Regions from separate parts of the Homo sapiens genome. Here regions 1, 2 and 4 are each linked to region 3. A link is a contact called in ENCODE Hi-C data. All regions are on one chromosome and are shown on one strand. The core of a region is the stretch at or near the end of the contact, and the rest is flanking DNA. Distances in the headings are between cores, read along the strand shown. Region 1 has its middle 190 kb from the start of CRLF2. Region 2 has its middle 28 kb from the start of CRLF2. Region 3 holds the start of GTPBP6 (GTP binding protein 6 (putative)). Region 4 holds the start of CRLF2 (cytokine receptor like factor 2).

Region 1 (2,890 bases), core at 195-2,694, 710 kb before region 3:
GAAAGGAGAGAGACAAAGAAAGTAAGAGAAAGAGAAAGAAAGGAGAAGGAAAGACAAAGAAAGGAGAGAGAAAAAAAAGAAAGAGCAAGAAAGAAAAAAGAAAGAAGAGACAAAGAAAGAAAGAAAACAGAGAAAGTAAGAGAAAGAGAAAGAAGAAAAAGAAATGAGACAAAGAAAGGAGACAGAGAGAAATAGAAAAGAAAGAGAAAGAAGAAAGAAAAAGAAAAGAGAAAGAAAGAGAAAGAAAAGAGAAAGAAGAAATAAGAGAGGGAGAAAGAAAAAAGAAGAAAGAAGAGAGGGAGAAAGAAAGAGAAAGAAAAGGAAGCAAGAAAAAGACAGGAGAGAAAGAAAGAAAGAAAGAAAGAAAAGGCAAATTCCGCAAAACAACAGTAGGCCATAACAGCCTTCCCGTGGGACTTAGGCACAGTGAGAGGGCGTGGGGCGTCCCGGACAGGGTATGGGTTTGTGGGGAAAACGTTTTCTATGACACAAGCCACAAGATGTGCGACACACACAACAGAATAGTCTTCAGCCTGGAAAAGCAAGATGAACCCGGGGGACGTGATGTTGAGGGAAATAAGCCAGGCTCAGACGGACAAATACCGCGTGATCTCACCTCTACGTGGAATGTAAAAAAGTCTAACCCGAGGCAGGTGGATCATGAGGTCAGGCGTTCGAGACCAGCCTGGCCAACATGGCGAAACCCTGTCTCTACTAAAAATAGAAAAATTAGCCGGATGTGGTGGCAGGTGCCTGTCATCCCAGCTACTCGGGAGGCTGAGGCAGGAGAATCGCTTGAACCCGGGAGGCGGAGGTTGCAGTGAGCTGAGATTGTGCCACTGCTCCCCAGCCTGGTGACGGAGTAAGACTCTGTCTAAAAAGAAAGGAAAAAAAGAAAAGAAAAGAAAAGAGAGGAGAGGACAGGGGAGGAGAGGGGAGGAGAGGGGAGGGGAGAGGAGAGGGAGGAGGAGGAGGAGGGGGAGGTGGAGGAGGACGAAGAAGAAGAAGAAAAAAAAGGGGGAAACCGTTGGTAAAATGATACAAAGTTTCAGTTTGACAGAAAGGATGCATTCTAGTGACAGAAGAAAACATTGTAGCCCAGCATGGTGGCAACAGTTAATAGATAATGTATAATTCAAAACTGATAAAAGAACAGATTTTACATGTTTTCACTAAAAAAAGATTAAGCACTTGAAGTGACAGATACGTGAATTAACCTGATGTAATTATTCCACAATGATACATCTATCAAAACGTCATGTTGTGCGCCTTAAAAATATGCAAGTATTGTTTGCCAATTTTATGTAAAGTAAAAAGTTTTTTAAAACACACATAAAACATCTTTGTTCCTGAGCCGGAGTTGTCTGAAACGGTGACTTCTTTTTCTGTATGCCTTTCACCACAGGAAGGAAACCACGAAACCAGTTCCCATTTTAGAATTCAGTAGTGAAGTACAAAGGAAAAAAGTTGAAAAGGGGGATTTTTTGTGTGTGTGTTTGAGATGGAGTCCCACTCTTGTTGCCCGGGCTGGAGGGCAGTGGTGCGATCTTGGCTCACTGCAACCGCCGCCTCCTGGGTTCAAGTGATTCTCCTGTCTCAGCCTCCTGAGTAGCTGGGATGACAGGCGTGCACCACTGTGCCCAGGTAATTTTTGTATTTTTAGTAGAGACGGGGTTTCGCCATGTTGTCCAGGCTGGTCTCAAACTCCTGATCTCAGGTGATCCACCCGCCTCGGCCTCCCAAAGTCCTGGTATTACAGGTGTGAGCCACCGCACCCAGCCAGGGGATGCATTTTTTAAATTTTTTTAAAAATGTAATTTTAATTTAATTTTAGTATTATTATTTTTTGAGATGGAGTCTCGCTGTTTCGCCCAGGCCGGAGTGCAGTGGCGCGATCTCGGCTCACTGCAAGCTCAGCCTCCCTGGTTCACGTCATTCTCCTGCCTCAGCCTCCCGAGTAGCTGGGACTACAGGCGCCCGCCACCACGCCCGGCTAATTTTTTGGATTTTTTTAATAGTGACGGGTTTTCACCATGTTAGCCAGGACGGTCTTCATCTCCTGACCTCGTGATCCCCCTCCCTCAGCCTCCCAAAGTGCTGGGATTACACGCGTGAGCCAATTTTTATTATTTTTGGAGACAGAGTATCACTCTGTCGCCCAGGCTGGAAGGCAATGGCACGATCTCGGCTCACTGCAATGTGTCTCCCGGGGTCAACAGATTCTCCTGCAGTCAGCCTGCTGAGTAGCTGGGATTACACGTGTGAGCCACCGTGCCCAGCCTTGCGAAATGCATTTTCTATACAGCTGCATGACAGCAAACATGATACAGAGAGAAGATCCTTTAGCAGATGTTTGGCAAGAAAAGAGAGGAATTCCACCTAATTCAAAGAAATCAGCCAAGCCTGGCACACACAGCACGTCTCCAGGACACACAGCACGTCTCCAGGACACACAGCTTCCCAATCTTTGTTTTTCTCTACACCCTTCAACTTTCACCCTTGCAAACTCTTTTTTTTAAATTTTATTATTATTATACTTTAAGTTTCAGGGTACATGTGCACAACATGCAGGCTTGTTACATATGTATACATGTGCCATGCTGGTTTGCTGCACCCATGAACTCGTCATTTAACATTAGGTATATCTCCTAATGCTCTCCCTCCCCCCTCCCCCCACCCCACAACAGTCCCCGGTGTGTGATGTTCCCCTTCCTGTGTCCATGTGTTCTCATTGTTCAACTCCCACCTGTGAGTGAGAACATGCATTATTTGTTTTTTTCTCCTTGTAATAGTTTGCTGAGAATGATGGTTTCCAGTTTCATCCATGTCCCTACAAAGGACATGAACTCATCATTTTTTATGGCTGCATAGTATTCCACGGTATATGTGT
Region 2 (3,160 bases), core at 653-3,152, 920 kb before region 3:
TTTCTAAGACAGAGTGTTGCTCTGTCACCCAGGCTGGAGTGCAGGAGTGCAATGGCGTGATCTGGGCTCACTGCAACCTCTGTCTCCTGGGTTCAAGCGATTCTCCTGCCTCAGCCTCCCGAGTAGCTGGGATGACAGGTGCCCGCCACCACGCCTGGCTAATTTTTGTATTTTTAGTAGAGACGGGGTTTCACCGTGTTAGCCAGGCTGGTCTCAAACTCCTGACCTCAAGTGATCCGCCTGTCTTGGCCTCCCAAACTGTCGGGATTACGGGCATGAGACACCGCGCCCGGCCCACAGTTCCAGGAAAAAATGCAGGAGAGAAAATGTGATGAGGTTACTGCATTTCTGATCGTCACCCCATGGATGGTCTTCACCCCAAATCTCCATCCCTCAGAGAGAGACCCCCACTCACCCCAAATCTCCATCCCTCAGAGAGAGACCAACACTCACCCCAAATCTCCATCCCTCAGAGAGACCCCCATTCACCCCAAATCTCTATCCCTCAGGGACCCCCCCACTTACCCCAAATCTCCATCCCTCAGAGAGAGACCCCACTCACCCCAAATCTCTATCCCTCACAGAGACCCCCGCTCACCCCAAATCTCCATCCCTCAGAGAGAGACCCCACTCACCCCAAATCTCTATCCCTCACAGAGACCCCCGCTCACCCCAAATCTCCATCCCTCAGAGAGACCCCCATTCACCCCAAATCTCTATCCCTCAGGGACCCCCCCACTTACCCCAAATCTCCATCCCTCAGAGAGATCCACACTCACCCCAAATCTCCATCCCTCAGAGAGAGACCCCACTCACCCCAAATCTCTATCGCTCACAGAGACCCCTGCTCACCCCAAATCTCCATCCCTCAGAGAGAGACCCCCCACTCACCCCAAATCACCCCTCCTGCAGAGGCCTTCACTCACCCCAAATCTCCACCATGCTCCAGAGACCCCACTCAGCCGGCGAACTCCGCGAGGCTGGGGCCGTGATCCTCTGGGATGGGGCCGTGGCCGACTGTTCAGTGGTCCTAGGCAATTCAGGGATCTTTATGGATGTCTTGTCTTGTCTTTTCTTTTTCTTTTCTTTTTTTTTTGAGATGGAGTCTCGCTTTGTCACCAGGCTGGAGTGCAGTGGTGTAATCTTGGCTCACTGTAACCTCCACCTTCCAGGTTCAAGCGATTCTTCTGCCTCAGCCTCCCGAGTAGCTGGGATTACAGGCACATGCCAGCACGCCCGGCTGATTTTTGTATTTTTAGTAGAGATGGGGTTTCACTGTGTTGGTCAGGCTGGTCTCGAACTCCTGACCTCAGGTGATCCACCCGCCTCGGCCTCCCAACGTGCTGGGATGACAGGCGTGAGCCACTTCTCCCGGCCTAATTTTTGTATTTTTAATAGAGACAGGTTTTTGCCATGTTGTCCAGCTGGTCTCAAACTCCTGACCTCAGGCTGAGGTGATCCACCCGCCTCAGCCTCCTAGAGTGCTGGGATTACAGGTGTGAGCCACTGTGCCCGGCCTAATTTTTGTATTTTTAATAGACACAGGTTTTTGCCATGTTGGTCAGGCTGGTCTCAAACTCCTGACCTTAGGTGATCCACCCGCCTCGGCCTCCCAAAGTGCTGGGATCACAGGTGTGACTCACCGCGCCTGGCCAGAGTTTGGCTCTTTTTTTTCTTGACAACACCCAGCACCAGAGGACGGGTCTGGAGGCTTCCCTGTCGTATCCGTGCGTCAGCGCCGTGGGTGGGTGGGAATATTCCTAGAAGATACTGCTATCATCATGGGAGGCCAGACCGCAGTGAGCCAGGCCTGGCCGTGACGTTGGAACCCACGGGCAGATCCCTCAAAGACCACATGCAAATCAACTGCAGGTCAACTTCCCTGTCTCAGCTCCCCAGAACCCCACCTCTGCCCCGGGGCCGCCCGGCATACGGGGAACTTAGGCAGAGGGGAAGTGGGAGTGGAGAGAAACCGCAGCTAAATGGAGCCGAAATGTCTCATTTTGGCAAATTTTCCAAAGCCCGGGATCCTCTGAAGTTACGCCCTTCCCAGACCGCAAGACGAGCCGGCCTCCTGGTTAATTCACCTGTCTCTTACTTTTGTGTTTTTTTAATTTTTTTTAATTAATTTATGTTTATTTTTATTTTTTGAGACAGAGTCTCACTCTGTCGCCCAGGCTGGAGTGCAGTGGTGCGATCTCAGCTCACTGCAACCTCCGCCTCCCGGGTTTAGCCATTCTCTTGCCTCAGCCTCCCGAGTAGCTGGGACTACAGGTGCCCGCCACCACGCCCGGCTAATTTTTTGTATTTTTAGTAGAGACGGGGTTTCACTATGTTGGCCAGGCTGGTCTCGAACTCCTGACTTCGTGATCCACCCTCCTCGGCCTCCCAAAGTGCTGGGATGACAGGCGTGAGCCACTGCGCCCGACCGAATATTTTTTTTTTATGTTTGAGGATGAGTGGGTTTTTCATTGCAATGACAGGTCTCAGTACATTTATTTTATTTATTTATTTATTCATTTATTTTAATTTTGTTTTGAGACAGAGCTCTCTGTTGCCCAGGCTGCAGTACAACGGTGTGATCTCGGCTCACTGCAACCTCTGCCTCCGGGGTTCAAGCGATTGTCCTGTCTCAGCCTCCCGAGTAGCTGGGATTACAGGCGTGCACCACCACGCCCAGTTCATTTTGTATTTTTAGTAGAGACGGGGTTTCACCAGGTTGATCCGGCTGGTCTCCAACTCCCGACCTCAGGGGATCAGCCCACCTTGGCCTCCCTAAGTGCTGGGATTACAGGCATGAGCCACCGTGCCCGGCCTTTATTTTATTTATTATTTTATTTTTTGGAGACAGAGTCTCGCTCTGTCGCCCAGGCTGGAGTGCAATGACGTGATCTCGGCTCACTGCAACTTCCACCTCCCTGGTTCAAGCGATTCTCCTGCCTCAGCCTCCCGAGTAGCTGGGATGACAGGCGCCCACCACTACGCCCAGCTAATTTTTGTATTTTTAGTAGAGACGGGGTTTCTCCAGGTTGGTCAGGCTGGTCTCTAACTCCCAACCTCAGGTGATCCACCCGCCTCGGCCTCACTAAATGCTGGGATGACAGGCATGAGCCACCGCACCCGGCCTGTTTTATTTTATTTTTTGAGATGGAGTTTCAGT
Region 3 (3,215 bases), core at 701-3,200:
CTAGGGACTTCGGGCCAAAAATGCCACCTGTCACACCTCCAATCCAGGCGCTGCAGGGCTGTTAGGAGGGGAATTAGCAGCTGGGATACCCCGATCCTACAAGGAGGGGGGTTAGCAACCCCTCCTGAAATACCAAAAAGGCCTCGGCTTCCTGCAGACGCTTAAGGAACATGCCAATCACAACCGATTTCCTGAAAAACGCAAGAAATCCTGGTGAGGGCTGGGGTTGCAGGACGCTCTGCACACCACGGGTAACAGTTTTGGGGTAGCTTCTCTGAGACCGGCTGCCTCTTACTGTCCCCTGGACCAGGGGGGCGCCGCTCTCATCCTCCTGGCATCTCCCAGGCCCCTGCCCCACTCAGAGCTCCACCGCAGGGGCTCCCGAGGCTGGACTCAGACCCGCTGGATCCCATCCAGGCCCCCAAGGCAGCAGTGGAGACCCTCAAGGCTGGACTCCAGCCCCTAATGTAGACTCAGGGACCCCTGGGATGGATGGGTTCGAACCCCCAAAGCTGACTTCAGGACCCTCAGAGCTGGACTCCACCCTCCAAGGCAGCATTCGGGACCCTCACGGCTGGACTCGAGGCCCACGGCAGACATGAAGACCCCTGGGAGGCGTCCGGGACCCCCAGGACTGAATTTGAGGCCCCCAGGCAGACGTGGGGGCCCCTGGGCGGTGGTCAGGACGCCTGGGGCTGGACCCAACCCCCAAGGCAGACGAGGAGAACCCCCGGGCGGCATCCGGGCCCCCCAGGGCTGGACTCAAGCCCCCAAGGCTAGACGTGGGGACCCACCTGGGCGGCGACCGGGACCCCCAGAGCAGGTCTCAAGCCCCAAAGGCAGACGTGGGGGCTCCTCGGCGACGTCCAGGACCCCCAGGGCTGGACTCAAGCCCCCAAGGCTAGACACGGTGACTCCGGGGTGGCGTCCGAGACTCCCACGGGGGAACTCCAGTCTCCAAGGTAGACGTGAGGACCCCCGGGCGGCATCGGGGACCCCCAGGGCGGGACTCGAGCCCCCAAGGCAGACGCGGGGATGCCGAGGCGGCGTCCAGGACCCCCAGGGCGGGACTCGGGCCCCCAAGGCAGACGCGGGGACGCCGAGGCGGCGTCCAGGACCCCCATGGCTGGACTCGAGCCCCCAAAGCAGACATGGGGACCCCCTGGGTGGCGTCCGGGACCCTGAGAGCTGGACTCGAGCCCCCAGGGCAGACGTGGGGACTCCGGGGCAGCTTCCGGGGCCCCCACGGCGGCTCTCCAGGTTCCAGGGCAGACGTGGAGACCCCTGGGCGACGTCACGGACGCCCAGGGCGGGACTCGAGCCCCCAAGGCAGACGTAGGGACCCCTGGGCGCCGTTCTCGATCCCCGGGGCTGGAGTCAAGCCCCCGAGGCGGCGTTCCGGACTCTCGCAATCAGACTTGGACTCCACCCAGCGCGGAACGGGGTAGGACGGGAGCGAGGACGAGGTGAGTGAAGGCAGCGCTGCCGCCGCCGCCGCCGCCGCCGAGGCTCGGGGTCCTGGCGCCTACCGGGCCGGCGGCTGCACCGCGGGATGGGTCTGCCAGGAGCCGCCCACGCCGAACAAGAAGCGGCCCGGTCCCGCCTCCCCCGCCGGCAGCGCGTGCCAATCACCAGCACCTGATGCGGGGCGACCAATGAGGAGCACGCCCTGCCGGGGCGCGGCGCTAGGGAGCCCGCCCCGGCCGCACGCCAATCACCAGCACGTGACAAGGGATGACCAATGAGGATCACGCCCTATGCTGCGGAGAGGCGCTGGTGAGCACGCCCCAGCTGCACGCCAATCACTAGCACGTGACGCCGGATGACCAATGAGGAGCACGGCCTGTGCCGGGGAGAGGCGCTGGTGAGCCAGCCCCGGCCGCACGCCAATCACGAGCACGTGATGAGGAGCGGCCTGTGGGCAGCCCCCGCCCCAACGTTCAGCCTCCAGACGCGCCATGTGGGCCCTGCGGGCCGCCGTACGCCCGGGGCTGCGGCTCTCCCGCGTGGGCCGCGGCCGCTCGGCTCCGCGGGCAGCCGCGCCGTCCTGCCCCGCGCGCGCGCTAGCCGCTGTCGGCCGCAGGAGCCCCGGGAATCTGGAGGGGCCGTGGGGCGGAGGGCGGGGCCTGCGGGCGGACGGCGGCCGAAGCCGCACGGGAGACGACGAGGAGGAGCCGGAAGATGCGGACGAGAACGCCGAGGAGGAGCTGCTGCGGGGAGAGCCTCTGCTGCCGGCGGGGACCCAGCGCGTGTGTCTGGTTCACCCTGACGTCAAGTGGGGCCCGGGGAAGTCGCAGATGACTCGAGGTGACCGCGGCAGGGCTTTCGGGGGAGAAACAGGAGCTGGAGACCTGGGGGCGGGGCTCTGAGGGGAGGGGGCTCATAGGTGGAGATTCAGGGGCGGGGCTCTGAAGGGACGATCTCATAGGTGGAGATTCAGGGGCGGGGTTCTGTGGGGAGAATCTCATAGGTGGAGGCGCAAGGGCGGGGCTCTGCAGGAAGGATTTCATAGGTGGAGATTCAGGGGCGGGACTCGGGAGAATCATAGCTGGCGATGCAAGGGCGGGGCTCTGGGGAGGCTCATAGGTAGAGATTCAGGGACGGGGCTCTGACCTGAGAATCTCATAGGTGGAGACCCAGGGCGGGGCTTTGAGGGGAAGAGCTCAGGTGGCGACGTAGGGGCGGGGCTTCAGGGGGCCAGGCTCTAAGGAGAGGGTCTGATGGTTGGAGATGCCAGGGCGTGGCGCTGAGGGGCGGGGCTCTGAGGGGAAGAGCTTATGGATGGTGATGCGGGGGCGGGGCTCTGAAGGGAGGATCTCATAGGTGGAGGTGCATGGGTGGGGTTCGGGGGAGGAGCCCATGGGTGAAAGGGCGGGGCTTATGGGGAAGAGGGGAGGATATCATTGGTGGAGGTGCGTGGGCGGGGCTTCGGGGGAGGGGCCTATGGGGTAAAAGTGCGGGGGCGGAGCTTATGGGGTGGAGTCCGTGGGATGGGGTGGGGCCCGTGGGGTCCGTGGGGTGGGGTGGGGTGGGGTGGGGTGGGGTGGGGTTGGGTGGGCCGGGGCGGTTCTCGCCGATGGGACCTACGTTTCTCTTGCTCTGGGTTAGAGGTAGGCACGGTGTGTTTGAGGTCAGGGAAGGGAGGGCGTCCAGCGGACCAATCTGTGTCTAGTCCCACCCCCCACCCCCCAGGAGGAAATGCAAATGAATAAGTC
Region 4 (2,826 bases), core at 200-2,699, 890 kb before region 3:
TGTTTGAGGCTGTGGTGAGTCCTGATTGCACCACAACACTCCTGCGTGGGTACCAGACGAACACCTTGTCTCAAAGAATAGGAAAGAAAAGCTGGGCACGGTGGCTCACGCCTATAATCCCAGCACTTTGAGAGGCTGAAGCGGGCCGATCACTTGAAGTCAGGAGTTTGAGACCAGCCTGGCCAACATGGTGAAACCCCATCTCTACTAAAAATATAAAAATTAGCCAGGCGTGGTGGTGGGCGCCTGTAATCCCAGCTACTCAGGAGGCTGAGGCAGGAGAATCGCTTGAACCCGGGAGGAGGAGGTTGCAGTGAGCCAAGATCGTGCCACTGCACTCCAGCCTGGGTGACAGAGAGTGAGACTCCAGCTCAAAAAAAAAGAAAGGAAAAGCAAGAGAAAGGAAGGGGAGGTGGGGAGGGGGAGGGGAGGAGAGGGGAGGGGGAGGGGAGGAGACGGAAGGGGGAGGGAGAGGGGAGGGAGGAGGGGGTGGGGGGAGGGGGGAGGGGAAGGGAGGGGAGGGGATGTACACATCTACGTATCCATCTATGCATGCATCCATCCACCCATCCACCTATGTATCTGTTCATCCATTTATCCATCCATCCACCCACCTATCCACACATCCTTTCATCCACTTATCCATCCATCCATATACCATCCATGGAGGGGAGGGGAGGGGATAGGTGGAGGGGGTGGGGGAAGGGAGGGGGACAAAAGATGAGGGGATGGGAGGGGGATGGGAAGGGAGGGGGTGGGGTGGGGGGGAAGGGGAAGGGAGGGGAAGGGAAAGGAAGGGAAGGGAGGGGAGGGAAGGGGGAGGGGAGGGAAGGGGGAGGGGAGGGGGAGGGGAGGTGGGGAGGAGGAGGGGAGGGGAGGAAAGGGAAGGGGGAGGGGGAGGGGAGGGAGGAGGGGGTGGGGGAGAGGCAGAAGGGAAGGGAGGGGAGGGGAGGGGATGGAGGGGAGGGGAGAGGGGAGGGGGAGGGGAAGTGAAAGGAAGGGAAGGGAGGGGAGGGGAGGGGGAAGGGGAGGGGAGAGGGGGAAGGGGAGGGGAGAGGGGAGGGGAGGGGAAGGGAAAGGAAGGAAAGAGAGGGGAGGGGAAGGGGGAGGGGAGGGGAGTGGGGAGGGAATGGAGGGGAGGGGAGGGGAGGGGGAGGGAGGGAAGGGAATGGAGGGGAGGGGGAGGAGATGGGGGAGGGGGAGGGAAGGGGAGGGCTCAGCTCAGCAGTGTGCGTGGCAGTCCTGATCCTGGATTGATTGTGTGTGTGTGTGTGTGTGTGTGTGTGTGTGTTCTTGACAAGTGTATCTTTGAAAATCAACTGTCACTGTGCTTCCTGCCTGTAATCATTTCCCTAGTTTCCTTTCTGACTTTTTAAAATCGATGGTGACCTCTGCTTATGAGTCATGAGTGATCTGTTCGTTGTAGGTCCCTGAGGACCTCACTCTCCACTCCTGTTTCAGGCATGGGGCGGCTGGTTCTGCTGTGGGGAGCTGCCGTCTTTCTGCTGGGAGGCTGGATGGCTTTGGGGCAAGGAGGAGCAGGTAATTATTTAAACACCCTCTTCTTGTTGTATTTTGGTTTGTGGTTTGCTTTGCAACCAGGCACTCTTTATTTTGTAAAACTTAAACAATGAGCATGGAGGTTTCTTTCTTCTTTTCTTTTTTTTTTTTTTTTTTTTCCGGGTTCAAGCAATTCTCCTGCCTCAGCTTCTCAAGTAGCTGGGACAAAACATATTTATAAGTAAATACATGAATATTAAGTATACTTATTGCTCCCGGAATATCCACTGCTTATATGAGCTTTCGGTGGCCAGAACTAGGAACTGTATGTGTGCGTGTGTGTGTCTATCTATTGATTGATTGATTGGTAGATATATTCATTTTTAATCTATCCATCAATGTATCTCATCTATCTTTTCCCATTAATCACCCATCCATCCACTATCCATCCATCTATTATTCATTGATCCATCCACTAATATATCCATCCACCCATCTATCAAACGATTCATCCACTCATACATTCACCCACCCATCAACCCACCCAGCCATCCGTCCACCCAACCTTTCATTCACTCATCCATCCATCCACCATCCACCCAGCTGTTATCTATCCATCCTCCCATCCACCCATCTATCATCCATCCATCCATCCATCCACCCATCCACCCATCCATCCACCAATACATCCATCCATCCATCCACCCATCCACCCATCCATCTACCAATACATCCATCCATCCATGCATTCACCCACACTTTTATCCACTTATCCATCCATCCATCCATCCACCCATCCATCCACCAATACATCCATCTATCCATGCATTCACCCACACTTTTATCCACTTATCCATCCATCCATCCATCCATCCACCCATCCACCCATCCATCCACCAATACATCCATCCATCCATGCATTCACCCACACTTTTATCCACTTATCCATCCATCCATCCATCCACCCATCCATCCACCAATACATCCATCTATCCATGCATTCACCCACACTTTTATCCACTTATCCATCCATCCATCCATCCACCCATCCATCCACCAATACATCCATCTATCCATGCATTCACCCACACTTTTATCCACTTATCCATCCATCCATCCATCCATCCACCCATCCACCCATCCATCCACCAATACATCCATCTATCCATGCATTCACCCACACTTTTATCCACTTATCCATCCATCCATCCATCCATCCATCCATCCATCCATCCATCCACCCATCCACCCATCCACCCACCAATACATCCATCTATCCATGCATTCACCCACACTTTTATCCACTTATCCATCCATCCATCCATC

Evidence for each region. A loop is a pair of places that touch in the nucleus more often than their neighbours do. Pooled maps may share reads with other maps.
Region 1: a loop to region 3 is called in a map with no recorded cell type, with 15 times the contacts of the local background. The contact joins the enhancer-like site here to the promoter of GTPBP6 in region 3. A Hi-C loop is called at or near these places in 9 of 37 single-sample maps with no recorded cell type and 5 of 50 pooled maps.
Region 2: a loop to region 3 is called in a map of GM12878, with 4 times the contacts of the local background. The contact joins the enhancer-like site here to the promoter of GTPBP6 in region 3. A Hi-C loop is called at or near these places in 2 of 168 maps with a recorded cell type or tissue (GM12878 and naive thymus-derived CD4-positive, alpha-beta T cell), 1 of 37 single-sample maps with no recorded cell type and 9 of 50 pooled maps.
Region 4: a pooled map shows a loop between it and region 3 (6-fold over the local background). The contact joins the promoter of CRLF2 here to the promoter of GTPBP6 in region 3. A Hi-C loop is called at or near these places in 2 of 168 maps with a recorded cell type or tissue (CD4-positive, alpha-beta memory T cell and naive thymus-derived CD4-positive, alpha-beta T cell), 4 of 37 single-sample maps with no recorded cell type and 9 of 50 pooled maps.

What each region holds. Positions count from the first base shown.
Region 1 is chrX:1,025,010-1,027,899 of GRCh38, reverse strand. No RefSeq gene overlaps it. Among named protein-coding and RNA genes, the nearest start is that of CRLF2, 190 kb to the left of the region's middle. Within about 2 kb of position 1,444, at least 4 of the 41 ENCODE cell types and tissues checked have a DNase peak (open chromatin) inside an H3K27ac peak, as active enhancers do.
Region 2 is chrX:1,238,578-1,241,737 of GRCh38, reverse strand. No RefSeq gene overlaps it. Among named protein-coding and RNA genes, the nearest start is that of CRLF2, 28 kb to the right of the region's middle. Within about 2 kb of position 1,902, at least 4 of the 41 ENCODE cell types and tissues checked have a DNase peak (open chromatin) inside an H3K27ac peak, as active enhancers do; they include GM12878, where a contact is called at or near this core.
Region 3 is chrX:317,531-320,745 of GRCh38, reverse strand. GTPBP6 (GTP binding protein 6 (putative)) reads left to right here and starts at 1,950. Exons shown (of 10, transcript NM_012227.4): 1 at 1,950-2,307. The coding sequence starts at 1,959. It overlaps LINC00685 (long intergenic non-protein coding RNA 685), which reads right to left and starts at 1,601. Exons shown (of 1, transcript NR_027232.1): 1 at 1-1,601.
Region 4 is chrX:1,211,272-1,214,097 of GRCh38, reverse strand. CRLF2 (cytokine receptor like factor 2) reads left to right here and starts at 1,449. Exons shown (of 8, transcript NM_022148.4): 1 at 1,449-1,542. The coding sequence starts at 1,464.